2 separate regions of the Homo sapiens genome follow, and region 2 is linked to region 1. The links are chromatin loops, found by intact Hi-C in ENCODE. Cell type or tissue: dorsolateral prefrontal cortex. All regions are shown on one strand. Region 1 overlaps WHRN (whirlin). Region 2 overlaps WHRN (whirlin).

Region 1 (8,000 bases):
CAATGCCAGCAAAAACAAATGAACCTTGTTCATATGAATAACATAATTCAGCTGAAGTGGGAAACAAAATAACTAACCCAAGTAACAGACTGCTTTGACCATAAACCCTCAGTTTAAGGACAAAATAAACTGCAAACAAATCAGAAGCTCTACTTCACATGGCAATTCTGAAACTACTTTTGTGTCTTGTAAAATTGGGCAAATGGGTAAACACTTAAGGTAGGTTCTTGATTTCTCACTGTTGAAGAAATGGGAGAAGCTAGGAAGAACCATGTAATGTTGGCCTAGAAGAGGAGGTATCAGTATGAGTGAACTTACGTTTTAGACAAATATTGAAATATTTATATTTCATGTATATCTGTATGTACACACACATAGATATATGTGTGTACACACATGTATGAATATGAGTGTGTATTATATGTATACAGTTGACCCTTGAACAATATGGGTTTAAACTGTGTAGGTACACTTATATGCAGATTCTTAAATATACTGGAATTTTTTTGGAGATTTGTGACAATTTGGAAAAACAGATGAGCCATGTAGCCTAGAAATATTGAGAAAATTAAGAAAAAGGTATGTCATGAATGCATAAAATATGTGTAGATAGTCTACTTTATAATTTACTATCATAAAACATACACAAATCTATTATATTTATTTATTTATTGAGACGGAGTCTCTCTGTCGCCCAGGCTCCAGTGCAGTGGTGTGATCTCAGCTCATTGCAACCTCCGTCTCCCGGGTTCAAGCGATTCTCCTGCCTCAGCCTCCCAGCCAGCTGGGATTACAGGCATGCGCCAACATGCCTAGCTAATTTTTGTATTTTTAGTAGAGACAGGGTTTTACCATGTTGGCCAGGCTGGTCTTGAATTCCTGACCTCAAGTGATCCGCCCACCTTGGTCTCCCAAAGTGCTGGGATTACAGCCGTGAGCCACTGCACCCAGCCACAAATCTATTATTTTTAAAAGTTAAGAAGAAATTTTTTTTTTGAGATGGAGTCTCACAGTGTTGCCCAGGCTCAGTGCAGCGATGCAATCTTGGCTTGCTGCAACCTCTGCCTCCTGGTTTCAAGTGATTCTTCTGCCTTAGCGTCTCGAGTAGCTGGGACTACAGGTGTGCACCACCACACCCAGCTAATTTTTTTGTATTTTTAGTGGAGATGGGGTTTCACCATGTTAGCTAGGCTGGTCTCAAACTCCTGACCTCAGGTGATCCGCCCACTTCGGCCTCCCAAAAAGTGCTGAGATTACAGGTGTAAACCATCCTGCCCGACCTAAAAAATTAAGATTTATCAAAACTTACATACACAAACCCTTGCAGATAATACATGGCACCATTCACAGTCAAGAGAAATATAAACAAACATTAAAATGCAGTATTAAATCATAACTGCATAAAATTTACAGAAGTACACATGGTAGTACTGTAATAATTTCAAAGCCACTTTCTGTTGCTAGTTCAGTGTGCTCAAGTTTTGAAAGTATCAGCTTAAAACGCCGTGTGCCGCTCATCATCTCTGCATGAGCAGTCTGTCTCTACAGTAAATTGCATATCATAGTAAAAAGTGGTCTCTCGTGGCTCTCATATATTTTTCAACATATTTTGTGCACTACCATAAAGCTTGAATAACACCATAGGATCCCTATGAAGTGCCACTAGTGATGCTGGAAGTTCTCCCAAGAAGCAGAGAAAGTCATGACATTATAAGAAAAAGTTGCATGGCTTAATATGTGCCACAGATTGAGGTCTGCAGCTACACTCGGGCACCATTTCAGACAGACGATTCATCTGGTAAACAGATGATGTAAACTTACGGAATCAATAAATTCAGTAAGGCACTATAAATGTATTTTCTCTTCCTTATGATTGTCTTCATAACATTTTCTTTTTCTAGCTTTATTGTAAGAATATGGTATATAGATATATAACATACAATATATGTGTTAATTGGCTATTGGTAAGGCTTCAGGTCAATAGTAGGCTATCAATAGTTAAGTTTTTGGAGAATCAAAAGTTATATGTGAATTTCAACTGTGTGGGAAGGTTGGCACCTCTAAGCCCTGCATTGTTTAAGGGGTGACTGTATGTACAAATGCAGGCATGTATATTTCCTAGCTTTGTCCACTAAAAGCCCTGTTAGTAATGACACCTCAGTAGCAATAAGCCCATCTAGCCCCCAGATCTTGATATCTAAATGCCATTCCCCATTGAGAAATATCATGGCCTAGTGGAGAATGGCTGGTTCCAAGGCTGGGCAGGAAAAGTACAAGATGAGCCTGAACCATCTTCTTGAGTCAGAAAGTAAGGAAATTCTCTAAAAATGACAGATGCATGTCAAATGGACACAGAAGCCAGGCTGAAGGCTCTGCCATATCCAAATCTGGGACACTCTGAGTATCAAAGTAAATAATGCCAATCATAAATAACAAAGTAAGAAGGCATGAATCCATATTTGTACTAAATAAATAAATCACAGGATAAAGCTCCTCTCTACAGTAAAATAGCAAGTGAGTTTTTTAAAATTTTGCAAAACAACTGAATCAGGGAAAACTAGTAGGTAAATTTTGACACAGAACAGAATATTTACAGTCTCAAAATATCACCTGCAAATACGTTATTATAAAAGGAAAAACAGTACAGAAACCTGGCAGACATTACTTACCCAAGTGATCAGTGTTACCCTCACTAATAACGGGACAAACTAACATCACGGGACCCACCAAGGACCTGACATCAAAGCTAGCATGATCCTGCCAAAATGCATAAACTAATCCAATCATAGCAACCATCAGATATCCCAAATAGAGAAACATTCTACAAAATAATGAGCCAGAATGTTTCAAAAATATCAATGTCATAGGAAGATAAAGGCTGAGGAACTGTTCCAAATTAAATGAAACTAAACAATCATAAAAACAAAATGCAACACGTGATCCTGGGTTGGCTCCTGGACTGGGAGCAGAAAGAATTGCTACAAGAGGACATTATTGGGACAAATGGCAAATGCTGGGGCTATGCAGATTGGATAATAGCATTGTACTGATGCTAAATGTCCTGATTGTGACCATTGTTCTGTGATTATGTTAAGTGAATGTCCTTGTTCTTAGAGAAAAAAAATACTGAAGTATTTAGGAATAAAGAGGCATGAGATAGACAACTCCAATGCTTTAGACGGGAGAAGAGAAAAATAGATAAAGCAAATGTGGCGAAACATGAAAAACTAGTGAATCTGGGTGAAGGGCTGATATGGTTTGGATATTCGTCCCCTACAAATCTCATGTGATCCCCAGTGTTGCAGGTGGGCCTAGTGGGAGGTGTCTGGGTCATGGGGGTGGATCCCTCATAAACGGCTTGGTGCCCTCCTCACGGTAATGAGTTACCAGGAGATCTAGTTGTCAAAAAGAGTCTGGGACCTCCCTGCTCTCTCTCTTGCTCCCTCTCTTACCATGTGACAAGCCTGCTCTCCTTTGCCTTCTGCCATAAGTGGAAGCTTCCTGAGGTCCTCACCTAAAGCAGTTGCTGGCACGGCCTGCAGAACAGTGAGCCAGACAAAACTCTCTTCTTTATAAATTACCCAGGCTCGGATATTCCTTTAGAGCAACGCAAAACGCACAAATACAAGGGTATATGGGAGTTCTTTGCAGTATTCTTGAAATTATTTCAAAATAAAAAGATTTAAACAAAACAAAACAAAAAAAAACTTCTAGGTCCAGTCCTTTGTGAGGAGTATCAGACATCAGAATCTAGAGTGTGTTTCCACTTCTGTGCTTCATAGCCATAAAGAAAGAAATTGACCTGCTCTTCCAAATACATGGGAATCCTCCAACTCCTACCAAGAAGAAAGCAGTACTGTTGCGGCCAGCACCAAACAATGGAAGAATATTAGACAAGAGCCAAGTGCCTCCCAAGGGGAAGAGCTATAATAGGTGTTGGCAATATTGTACACATCATATGAGTATTCTACACTGCTGGACCAATCACCACAAACTCAGTGGTTTAAAACAACACGAATTTATTATCTTACAGTTCTGGGGTCAGAAATCTAACATAGGTCTCACTGGGCTAAAATCAAGATGTCAGCAGGACAGAGTTCCTTTCTGGAGAGTCCGGGGGACAATCCAATTCCTTGCCCTTTCCAAGCTACCAGAGGCCTCCTACTTTCCTACTTTGGTAGCCCCTTCCTCCATCTTCAAAGCCAGCAACCTCGCACCAACAAGGCCTTCTTATACAGCCACCTCTCTGGTTCCCTCCTTCTGATTCCCACCTCTACTTCAACAACCCTTGTGATGACACGCGACCCACCAGGATAATCCAGGATCATCTCCCTACCTCAAGGCCAGCTGAATAGGAGCTTTTATTCCCTCTGCCATATAACCTAACATAGTCACAGGTTCTGAGGATTCGGATGTAGACATTTTGGAGGGTCCATTAGTGTGCCTCCCATATTTGTGGTAACAAAAACATGGTGGGCATTCATGAATAGCCAAACAGAACAGAATACCAGAAGGTCCCTGTACTAGTCCATTTTCACACTGCTGATAAGGACATACCCAAGACTGCATAATTTATAAGGAAAGACAGGTTTAATGGACTCACAGTTCCACGTGGCTGGGTAGGCCTCAAATCATGGAGGAAGGTGAAAGGCACGTCTTACATGGCAGCAGGCAAGAGAGAAATGAGAGCCAAGCAAAAGGGGAAACCCCTTATAAAATCATGGGCACTCATGAGACTTACTACCACGAGAGCAGTATGGGGTTTCCCCCCACCACCCGGTTCAATTATCTCCCACTGGGTCCCTCCCACAGGACACAGGAATTATGGGAGTACAATTCAAGACGATATGTGAGTGGGGACACAGCCAATCCATATTAACTCCCGTACCCCATCTAGATGAGGAAGGGTTAGTGGGGCATCTGGCACTTCACCAGCTGGAGCATAACTTGGTTGAAACTTGCTAAGAAGCATTTGACAAAATGGTGCAAAAACTTTTGCAATTTTACTGCTAGGAATTAACCCCAACCAAATAACCATGGTTATACAGAATTTAAATTTACAAAAAGAATTTGAACCCCCTCCAAAAAGTCTATGAATTAATGTTAGTCAAATACTGCATGGTATATCCATACAGTAATTATTATACTGCCATTAAAAATGATATATAATATTTAATCACATATAATTATTTTTTCCAATTAAACTTAAAAAAAATTACAAAACCAATATAATGACATAGTACAAATAGTCAAACAGTAAAAAGGGGGGTATATACAAACTGTAAAAATCTCCCCTCCGAAACCCCCTTCTCTTAAAAACGCATCTCCATTCCTGAAATCTAAAGCCCCAGGATCAGTTTCTTGGTCATTTTCTCAGGGATTCTCTTCACATATACAAGTATGTACAAATAAATATATTCCTCTTTTTAAAAAAGCAAAAATGGAATTACATAACCATACTCTGTAACTTGCTTTTTTTCACTTAATATTTTGCAAAGGTCTTTCTCACATGAAGGATCTGAATGCTATATATATAATATATATATATATGCACACCTCTACTGGCAGGATAAATGCTAAAATGTTATGGAAGGTGGGGGAAAGAAAACAGTCTGATCCCAGTTTTGCTGAAATATTTTATCCATATTATATTCCATGTAGACATTACACACTGAAAGGTTATACAACAAAATTGTGGCACTAGTTTTCCCTAAGTGTAGGGTTTTCTCTGTTTTCTACAGTGAACATACTTTACTTTTGAACTCAGGTTTTTTAATGTTATTATTATTATTATTATTATTAGACAGAGTCTCACTCTGTCACCCAGGCTGGAGTGCAGTGGTGTGATCTCGGCTCACTGCAACCTCCACTTCTTGGGTTCAAGCGATTCTTGTGCCTCAGCCTTCCAAGTAGCTGGGATTACAGGCGTGCACCACCATGCTCAGCTAATTTTTGTATTTTTAGTAGAGATGGAGTTTCACCATGTTGCCCAGGCTAGTCTCAAACTCCTGACCTCAGGGGATCTGCCCGCCTTGGCCACCCAAAGTTCTGGGATTACAGGCGTAAGCCACCACACCTGGGCTCTAATATTATCTTAATATTGCCTATCTAATGTGGTCTTCAACTGTGTTGAAGGGACTGGGAAGAAATAGGCCAAACTGTTCATAGGAGTTGCCTCCAAGTGATCAATTCCAGGCAATTTTAATTTCAAGTTCTTTATTCATGTTCTGCACCTCTTCAAATTGTATACAAAGACCAGACTGTCAAGTGTATAAAGAAAAAAATTCCACAACTAAATGAAAAAATTGTGGGGAGACAAGCCATAGCACAGGCCACCATCATCTCTCCCACCTTCTCTAACACCTCCCTCTATGTTTGGGGGTCTGGGGTAGAGTGGGTCTAGGCCCTCGGTAGATATGCCGTGCCACGCTGGAGAAGAATCTTCTTTATCTCACCCAGTCCGTTCCATGCCTCTTAGTAATTTGGGATAAATCATTTCTGCCCCACACTGGGCTCTGAAGCCTGCTGGCATAGATAGGCTTGGAGGCGTTTAATCTCCTCTGGAAAGGTCCTCTGAGGTTTCTCTCATTTGTTGCTCCTTTTAAATCCTGATTTCAATTAGAAACAGCTAAATGCCTGACTTCAAGGGAATGGTTAGGTAAATTATAATTTAGCCCCAAGATGGAATATGATTATGCAACTATTACAAGTTGTACCCATAAGTTTTTATTTACATGGGAAAATGCAGATAAGAATGTGAAATGCAAAGCAAGCTATATGATAGAAATCATGTCAAAGAATACAGAGAAGAGAATGACAGAAACTACATCAAGATGCCAACAGATGGAAACAACCCAAACGTCCATCAACTAATGAATGGATAAACAAAATGCGATATCACCATACAACAGAATACTATTGTCATAAGAAGGAATTTCCTGGTAGATGCTACAATATTATGCTAAGTAAAAGAAGGCAGACACAAAGGCCACATATTCTATGATTCATTGATATGAAATGCCCAAAATAGGCGTATCTAGAGAGACAGAAAGCAGATTAGTAGCAGTTTTCAGGGAGTGAAGGGAGGGAGGAATGGGGAGTGATGACTTCGTGGGTACAGAGAGTTTTTCAGGGGTGATAAAAATGTTCTGAAATTATATAGCAGTGATAGTTGCACAACCCTGTGAATATCCTAAAAACCACTGATTTGCACACTTTAAAAGGGTGAATTTTATAGCATATGAATTGTATCTCAAAAAACAAACGATGGTAATAAAGGCTGGTTTTAGAAGGTAGGATGTCTGGGTCCTTCTACTTTCTGCATGTGTTTGTGTGTGTATTATGTATTGAACTTATTACTTTAGTAGCTGGAAAAATAAAACTCAAAACAAACAAAGGGTCTGGCTCAAACCCTTTGAGGTTTTTGGGCCAAAAGCTCTAGTGCAGAGCACCACTCAGTTCCCTGGACATCCCAAACTCTGAAAGCTCTTGCCTCCTTCCATCTGCCTTAACTCATAGCTCCTTGACTTTGGAAGTAATACCCTCACTCACTCCTAGTGCCACGTGCATCCCTAGGTGCGTCTAGCCAGCCAGGAGCTCTTGGAAAAGCTGTTGGAGCATGTCTCCTTCCCTACCCCTTCCCCCTCCCTCCCCAACTCTCCTCTCTGTCAGCCCCTCAGTCCCTCTCAGCCCGCCTGTCCGTCCCTGACCCCCATGCTTCTATGTCTGTGCTCCTCCCAATTCTTCCTGGAAGAGCTCTTCCTTCACTTCTCTGCCTGGCATAATCTTCCACATTCAATGCCCCAACCAGACCGCACTCTTCACAGGGGCAAAAATCATGTGTTTTCTGGCTCATGTTTACATGTCAGGCACATAGAGAGGCTCAGCAAGAACCTGCTAACCAAGAGAAGTCCAGCTCAAGATCCACTTCCTCTCTGCAGCCACAACCAGCCCCCCTCACCTGGACTGACTGCTCCCACCTGAGGTCCCAGCACAGGAAG
Region 2 (8,000 bases), 56 kb after region 1:
CAGAAGTGAGAAAGGCCATGACACTGGGGGGGGGAGCGGGTTTCAGGAGGGAAGAGCAGGCTCCTCAGGGTGGGGACAGCGGCAGAGGTGAGCAGGCAGGTCCTCTGGAGAGGACGTACTGAGGTTGCACCTAACAGGATAAGTGGTGTCAACAGGTGGAGAGAGTGAAAGCCTTGCTTCAGAGGAGGGTATGTTGCTTGCTTGGCCAAGAGTGGACACAACTTGGGGAACAGGACTGCTGGTAAAGATCAGAGCATGGGCAGCCCAAACACCAGGTTGAGGAGCTTGGCGTCTGCCCTGCAGGCTCCCAGCTCAAGAGCAGGGTTGTAGACAGGGCACAGCTTGATGAGATATGTATTTAGAGAGTGTACCCGGTCAACAGGATGGACATCAGACCGGTGGGCAGACGAGCAAGACAGGAGACAGACAGGCTGGCCAGGAGGATGCTACAGTTCGGCAGTGCTGGTGGCAATGGTGGTGACGGGGAAGAGGGAGGTGTGGTCTGAGAAGTGCTGGAAAGAAGTAAAGCCTGGAGAGTCCAGCCTCCCTGGGGCTGGTGCAATACTCAAGTGGGAGAAAGTGGGGAACAAGAGCAGGGGAAATATCCACAATTTAAGAGCGAGAGAAAGCACAACGAGAAGGCAATTAAAAAATAGATAAATACACTAAAAGGAGGCACAGATCCTGTGCAGAGACAACAAGGCTAGAAGATGGGTGGAGATGCAGACATTTGGGGAAAGAGGAATTTGAGGGAGAGCTGTACATGTATATGGACCTGAGAAGCAGACTTAAAAATCTCAGGATTGGAAGGACTTGCAGGAGGAGAGGGGCTCAAGAGAGTCAGGGAAAATTTGGGAGAAATGTATGATTCTCTAAAGAGAAAGAAGAGGGAGGCAGAAGGAAAGAGATGAAGAAAAGGAAAAGGGTACACTGGGTCCAAACACTACAAAGGATGCCACCCCTCCGTCCAGGGACAGGAGGATGGACATGGCAGAAGGAAAATCCCTCCCCTGACTTTCAAAGTTTTCCTATCCACATGGGAGGTTAATTTCTGAAAGCTGGACCACGTTTCTTTTCTTAATCAGAAACCTCTTAATGAGACTTTGTACACCTTTTCAGATGTAGCTCAAATAAATTACAGGGTTTTTTTTTTAAGTGCAGAAGCCCATGTTAACAAATCACCAATTTCACCTGCATTAATTGCTTTAATGGGCTCTAAAAACAGCCACCTCCTCTCCCTCCTCATCAGGGTCCCTGGGGAGGCCATCAGGGAAGGTTGCTGGGAAACGAAGTTATGGATGCAGCTGATCCAGGGGACAATGCTGTCACACTCTGGGTCATGCAACTGTCTGGTATGCCACCCACATTGCTATAAGGCCTCACAGATCATCAGAAGGGACGGTGGGGGGACACAGAATTCTATTCAACCACCAGGCTTTATTACTGCTATAAAGCAAAAATGCCGATGCCAAAAGCCAGATAGGAGCAATTACGTTTTTAAAGAAACTCTGTCTATGTGGGGATATTGACTACATTCAGTAAATGACTCTGCAATTCAAACAGCTACAGTGGATCACATGGGCCCTGAGTCCAGTATTTTCTTCCAATGCCACCTAAAAAAATCCAACCAACCAACCAAACAAACAAACAAAAAAACTAAGCAGGCATAACAGAAGACTTTCAAAGACAAGCGAAGGCAGTCCATACCATTTTTCATTACAATGCTTGCAGCAGGACCTCCACTGCCATATTTTCCAGATTTCTGATGTTCAACAGCAACAATGACATGTTTGTGAGGACTATGGGCCAGGTTTGGTGGTAGGATATCTGAGTAACAGAAAGGCAAAGGGACCTGCCCAAGGTCACAGCCAAGTTACACTGTCAGATGAACCCAGGTCCATCTCCAAAACCCATCTCTAACCTCTTGGGTACATACCACCCTTCCTCAGATTTTCCAGTACGTCAGTTGACCTTACACAAGTGGAATCTTGCTGCAAGATAGTTAAGGATGGGGACAGGAAAGGTTCACCTCTCTGGTCAAGCCTTTATGGGGATAAACAGTGTTGGGGATGGAGGAATCCTAAAGGAAGACAGTGTTTCCCAAACTTTAGCATGGTTAAGGCCTGGCTGGGGAGTTTGTTAATTCCTAAGCAAGCTAACATTGTAAATTACCACTTCTAAGGCTCTAACACACAGGTATTTGGGAATATCCTTTTTTACATCATTTTACTCTGTTCTTCCCTGCAGCCTACAGCTTTAGAATCCAGGAAAGAGGACATTTGGGGACCTGTTTATGGAAGGCTGATATATTTGCTTTGCATACAGAGTTGAGAGGATGCTGATATTAGGAAACTCAGGTGGAGAGAAAAAAAATCATGACGAAACTGGCTGCTAACTGAAGCAAAGCCACAGCCAATTTAGCAAAAGGAACACAAATTCTCAAACGGGGAAGGAGCCAAAGGTGCTGGGACTGTAAAGGAAGAAAAAATAAATCCATTTATGCATGCTCAGAGAATAAAGCAGCTTTTAAGCATATGTGTGGTTACTGGAAACTTGGCCTTCACCCAAAATGCTGGGTTTCTAGAAACCTGGACAGTTTTTGTTTTTTGTTTTTAAAAAAAAAAAGAAAAGGAAAAAAAAAAGAAAGAAGCCCAAAAGCCAGAAGATATATCTCACCCAAAATTGGTTCATTGATTGCTTCAGAATGCATAAATAATTCTATTTTGGAATCAAAGACACAATCAGGCTGCTGAAATAACCCACTTCTGGGGATGTGGTTTGAAAATTAAGAGCAAAGTGACAAATGAACTAGCTGAAAGGGTCTTGTAGAGTGGCTCTGGGCTTCAGGGGAGGAGAAAAGCCATTGAGTATCCAGGCACAGACCACATTTTTTTTAAAGGCTTTACACTCAAATAGCAGAGGGTTCCAAATGTTGCCACACCTAGTAGTCATTTGCTCCCCACAGCCACCTGGGAAGGAGGCAGGTGGGAGGTAGTTATGCCCATTTCACAGCTCCAAAGACTGAGGTTCAGAGATGTCACGTGAACTGCCCACGGCCACAAAGCCAGCTTGGTGGTAAAGCACACACTAGAGCCAGTGGCTTTTTTCAGTGTTTTTGTCTAGCACCCACAACGCTGCCATACACAGACTTCCATCAGATCTCACTCTCAGGAGCTGGGGAATTCTGAATTCACTAGCGCTGGATTAGGAGCAAGATCATTCCATTCATTCGGCAAATATTTATTTATATATTAAAGCACCTACTGTGTGCCGGGAGCTGGGGATGCGTGAATAAGCAAGGCAGATCAAATCTTGGTTATCCTGGAGCAAACTTGTAATGGGGGAGGCAGACCATAAAAAGACATACAGAAATTTCCTTTTAGCAGTGACAAATGGGCTGCAGGACACTAAAGCCAGGCAAAAGGATAGAGGAGTGGGCAGGTAGGGGTACTACTTCAGAGAGGGTGGCAGGGATGCAGAGGCATGAGAATGTCACAGCACTGTAAATGCTGGGTGACCTGTGGCCACGGATGGGTCTCTATCCCCCAAGGACAGAGGTCATGTCCTATTCATCTCTGATGTCCAAGTATCAGCCACAGGCCTGTGTGTGGTAAGCACTGCTCAGAGAATGTATGGATGCATGTCTCTACTCGACGATGGAACAGGCTGAAATACACCACTCTCCCTTGATATGTAGGTCTCAGACCGCCCCCCAACCTTAGTAAGGTGAAGTCTCTGGGTGGTTCTTAAAAGGCCCTCAAATGTCAAGTACAAAATGTGACATCTGCCACACTTTCTAGTAAGCGGACTGGCTGGCATTGTCTTCCAGGAGGCTGACTACAAAATCCTTGGGCTGGGGTCCAAGCAAGGAGGCCACTTGGTTCCTAATCCCAATGGGGACCTTAAGCTCCCCAGTTCCATCTCCTTGAGCATGACCCTCCTCGCCTGCCTGCCTCCCCTGGGGAAGGTTAAAGGGAACAGGAGGGACAAAGCACCCAGCACATAGTAGGTAATCGTTAATGTCAGTCTCCCCTGTTCCCAACAGGCTTCCAATAAAGTAAAGTGCAAGTGCAATGTAAATTACATACTCCAGGTGACAATGATGTGTCAATGTAGGTTCATCAATTGTTGATAATGGGGGCGGCTAGCATGTGTCCACTATATGGGAAATCTCTGTATCTTCTGTTCAATTTTGCTGTGAACCGAAAACTGCTTTAATAAATAGTCTATTGAAAAAATAAATAACCACAAGTGCACTTGCCCCATGATGCTGCTTCCTGCAGCTGACATCAGGAATGCACGGAAAAAGAATGGAGAGAAAGTGATTCCTATTCTCTGCACCCTTTCCGCTTGCCAGGCTTTAACAGTAAAAGGCCAATGTCAGCAGCACAAAATCTTAAAAATCACCCCTACCCTGGGGCATGATTAGAAGTCTGCGTGAGTTCAGAGTTAATATCAGATTCTTCCTCAGGAATTTAAAAAAGAAGTCAGTTTTGAAAGATTTGTATTTCAACCTCCAGATACCTCCAGCCATTTAATGTCATTCTTTCCAATCAGATTCGCTGGTCCTGGCTGAGGATTAGTCTGGGGTCCCTGAGAAGGGTAAACCAAAGGCTTCCCTTCCAGGTCATAAAAGAACCTTGCAAGAAATCACCAGTTGGAGCCTAATCCCCTATGGACGCCTGCTTCGGTGCAAAGCCCTTTGCAGGATGGAGGGGGGATTATGACTCTGAGGAGACTGTACATGTGATTCAAGCTTGAGCAGTCAGGCACATGAGCGAGGGGCTGCAGGCACTGACAGGTGCAGGCAGGCTGTGTACCGCTGGTGCGGCTGCCGGCAGGCAGAGTTGGAAAGCAGCAACACACGGACAATCCAATTGGTCGGGGGGTTAAAGAATCACACTTATCTTTGCAGCTCCAACCAACTGATGAATTGATGGCAAGTAATAAACAAAGCTGGGTTTGTCAGCAGAGGAGAATGACAGGAAAACAAGACACTAGCGCTGGTGTGGTTCTATATCTCTTTCATGTCCAGCTTCAAGTCAGGAGGCAATAATTTTCTATAAAAATACCGATTTTTTTAAGGGCATTCTCTTCCATCCTACAAAATGCTTCTTTGATTTAAAGAGTAAATAACCAGATGAAAGAGGATTTTGTCCTACCTAGGCATTAAATTTTCTAAAACCTTGAGCGTCAGCTTGAGCCTACTAAATATACAAGACTAAATTAAAGAAATGGATATGCAGCAGCCACAAATCTACTCAATAATGGGCTTATTAATAAGTGAGCTTTTCTACATGTCATTGCTGGCAGGACTCACAGGACCCAAGAGTGAAAACAGGGCCAGAGGAAGGTCTGTGCATGCCATGGTGCCACGGTTTCCAAACTGGACACAGGAACAAGACCGGGGCAGAAGCTACATTTCAGACATAAAGTTGGAAGAGGTAATAATTTGCAATGGCTTCAGCTAACCATGCACAATGGGAAAAGGACAATTGTGTCATTTAGAACGTGCTGGACTAAATATAATGTCTTATATTAACATGGACAGATTCTTTCCAGGTTATTATGCAAAGGGAGGGAGGGTGCAATCACTCTAATTAAATGAAATTACCGGCAACAGTTTTTAACTTCTGGAATATTTCAATTCTAATATGCTCCTTGAATCCACCCATGGGGGTGCTGAGGCCATAAGGAAGCCGTTTAATTTTTATTGAGATGAAACACACACATATATGCACATATCCCAGCAGTGCCCCGCTACCCTGTGTTCTGCTACCGCATAACCAGGAGATTCAGAAGGCAAGTGAGCAAGTGAATTTGATTTTGAATGCTCCCAGGGCGGTGCTGTTTGTGCCAGAATCCTATTGTTTCCTCATTTGCTCCGAAACAGCACCAGGGTTGGTGTTTGTGGGTCAAGAGACAGCAGTCAAGCTCTCGTCAGTACAGTGTATAACCCATCAATTTCCTGATATAGTAGGATGCTACACAAGAGTGCCAAGATCCTCATCTCCCAATCCTTAGCCAACTTTCCTTATTCTGCCTTAAATGAAAGCAATTTCAAAAGAACAAGAAGACATCAGATTAGACATTCTAAATGCCTCCTGTGTAGCACATACCAAGCAAATCACAGACTGTCCAAGCTGGAAGGGATCTTGGACAGCTCCTGGCCCATCCACCCTGGAACCCAGAGAGGGTCAGTGACTTGCCCAAGGTCACACAGGAAGTATGCAGCAGGGCCTAAGGCAGCATCCCTGGTCTGTGGACTCTCTGGCCAATTTATCAAGCACATTTGGCTAAAAACCTTTGAAAGGTCTACTTTTTTATTATTATTAGTTTGGCTCCTGTTCAAGATATTTTTTCAAAAATCAAACATTTCAACATAATTGCAAATAGTCCATGGCTTACCTTATCTGGACCTGTCACTGCTGATTTTGCAAATGGGTTTCAAGAGAGGGGTGGAAGCCCCAATGGATATAGGATCAAATCCTCACTGAACTGCTTCAGGTAACAATGGATGCTTGATTTATCAGAAAGAGAAGTGGAAAAAACTTTGCTCGACCCACTCTTTAAAAAGCTGCAACTTTCCTTTATTCATAAATTATTAGGTAACTTGATTCCTAAAATTTAATTTAATTTAATTTTTATTACACACACACACACACACACACACACACACACACACTGAATCTCTCCGTTTGGGAAGCTCAGAGGATCTCCTCCCCCTCACCCCACCTTCCATCGCAGGAAAAAAAATATTGTTAAGACTGAAAACACATCTTCTACTAAATGCAATGTGGTATCCTAGAATAAAATAAGGACATAGGCAGAAAAACTGGTGAAATTTGAATGAAGTCTGAAGTCCAGTTAACAGTAATGTACTTTTACCATAAAATCCCCGACATGGTGACTCGCAGCACTGCAGTTTACAAAGAACGGCTCCCCGTGGAGAAATCCTGGTTAAGGGCAGTCTGTGCCTAGTAGAAAAGCTGGGGCCTCTTTCAGCTTTCAGTTAAGGGGCTTTTCGCTCTTAATTTTGTGGAAATGTGTCAACAGTTCTCCAGGTGTTCTTTTAAACTGTCCCTGAAACTACACGAGGAGTGCCATGGCCTCAGGGAAGAAGTTCCGCCTCCTCCATTTTAAAATTCCACCCACCAAAGAAAAGTCTGTCCTCTTTTCCTCCTGGGGTTAATGTAACACAAAGCAGCCATCATTTTGCCTGTTGCTTCTGAAGGGTCCAAAGGGTCCATGTCAGGCAGGTTATGTGTCCCGCCATGGCTAGAAGTGGGGTGACCCTGGGGCAAGAGCTCATTTTGCCAATGTAGCCACCTCTGTTGGGAAAATGACAGTCAAGAGACAGAGCTGCTCAGCTCACACAGGCTCCTGCACCACAGGCTGCCACACTTAAAGGACAGCTCTGCTCCTATCAACCTCTCCCTTGCCAGCAAGGGTTTATTCTCAGGCTTCAAAAACTATGACATGGAGAGTTTAGGTTTTACTCTGGAAGCAGCAAGAGTAAACAAACAAGCTAAAGGCTGGTGCTGCTCTGAGTCACAGTTTAACAGCACCATGGTGTTACTGAGGGAGATTCAGAGAGAAGATCTGGAGCGGGCTCAATGAAATGGTGGTGGGGGAAGGCGGGGGTGGCAGGCGGGGAGCACTGCTGGTAAACTGAAACTCACAGCCAAGCAGCTTGACCTTTATGGCACAGCTGAGTCTGGGGTGCAAATTGAAGGGACAGTCTGCGTTTTGAATGCCCAAGGTAACTGACAGCCTTTCCAAAGCATATCACCTTATCACCTTGTGACCGTTAAGTTACCCAAGTCTTTTTAAATTGCCACTAAAACTGAATCCACATTTACAAATGATCATTTGCCTCAAGTATCTTTAGTGCATAAATTTATCATCTGGGAACTCCAGACCATTTAAGGCCAAGGCTAATGGACTACTTCTTTATAAATATATGGAATGCTAAACAAAGGGAAAAGATTGATAGAGGG

Evidence for each region. Peaks named below come from ENCODE experiments on the same cell type or tissue, not always from the same donor. Only the 100,000 strongest peaks of a DNase experiment are listed, where the experiment ranks them.
Region 2: a loop joins it to region 1, with 11 times the contacts of the local background. A loop is called at or near these places in 24 of 110 quality-filtered maps.

The regions. Positions count from the first base shown.
Region 1 is chr9:114,439,260-114,447,259 of GRCh38, forward strand. All of the region lies in intron 3 of WHRN (whirlin), which reads right to left. Among named protein-coding and RNA genes, the nearest start is that of AKNA, 55 kb to the left of the region's middle. In dorsolateral prefrontal cortex, no CTCF peak of the experiment used is centred here; no DNase peak of the experiment used is centred here; H3K4me3 peaks cover 1,553 bases; H3K27ac peaks cover 7,696 bases.
Region 2 is chr9:114,494,903-114,502,902 of GRCh38, forward strand. All of the region lies in intron 1 of WHRN (whirlin), which reads right to left. Among named protein-coding and RNA genes, the nearest start is that of WHRN, 6.6 kb to the right of the region's middle. In dorsolateral prefrontal cortex, no CTCF peak of the experiment used is centred here; DNase peaks (open chromatin) are centred at 4,819, 6,948, 7,301, 7,646 and 1 weaker place; H3K4me3 peaks cover 4,090 bases; H3K27ac peaks cover 6,987 bases.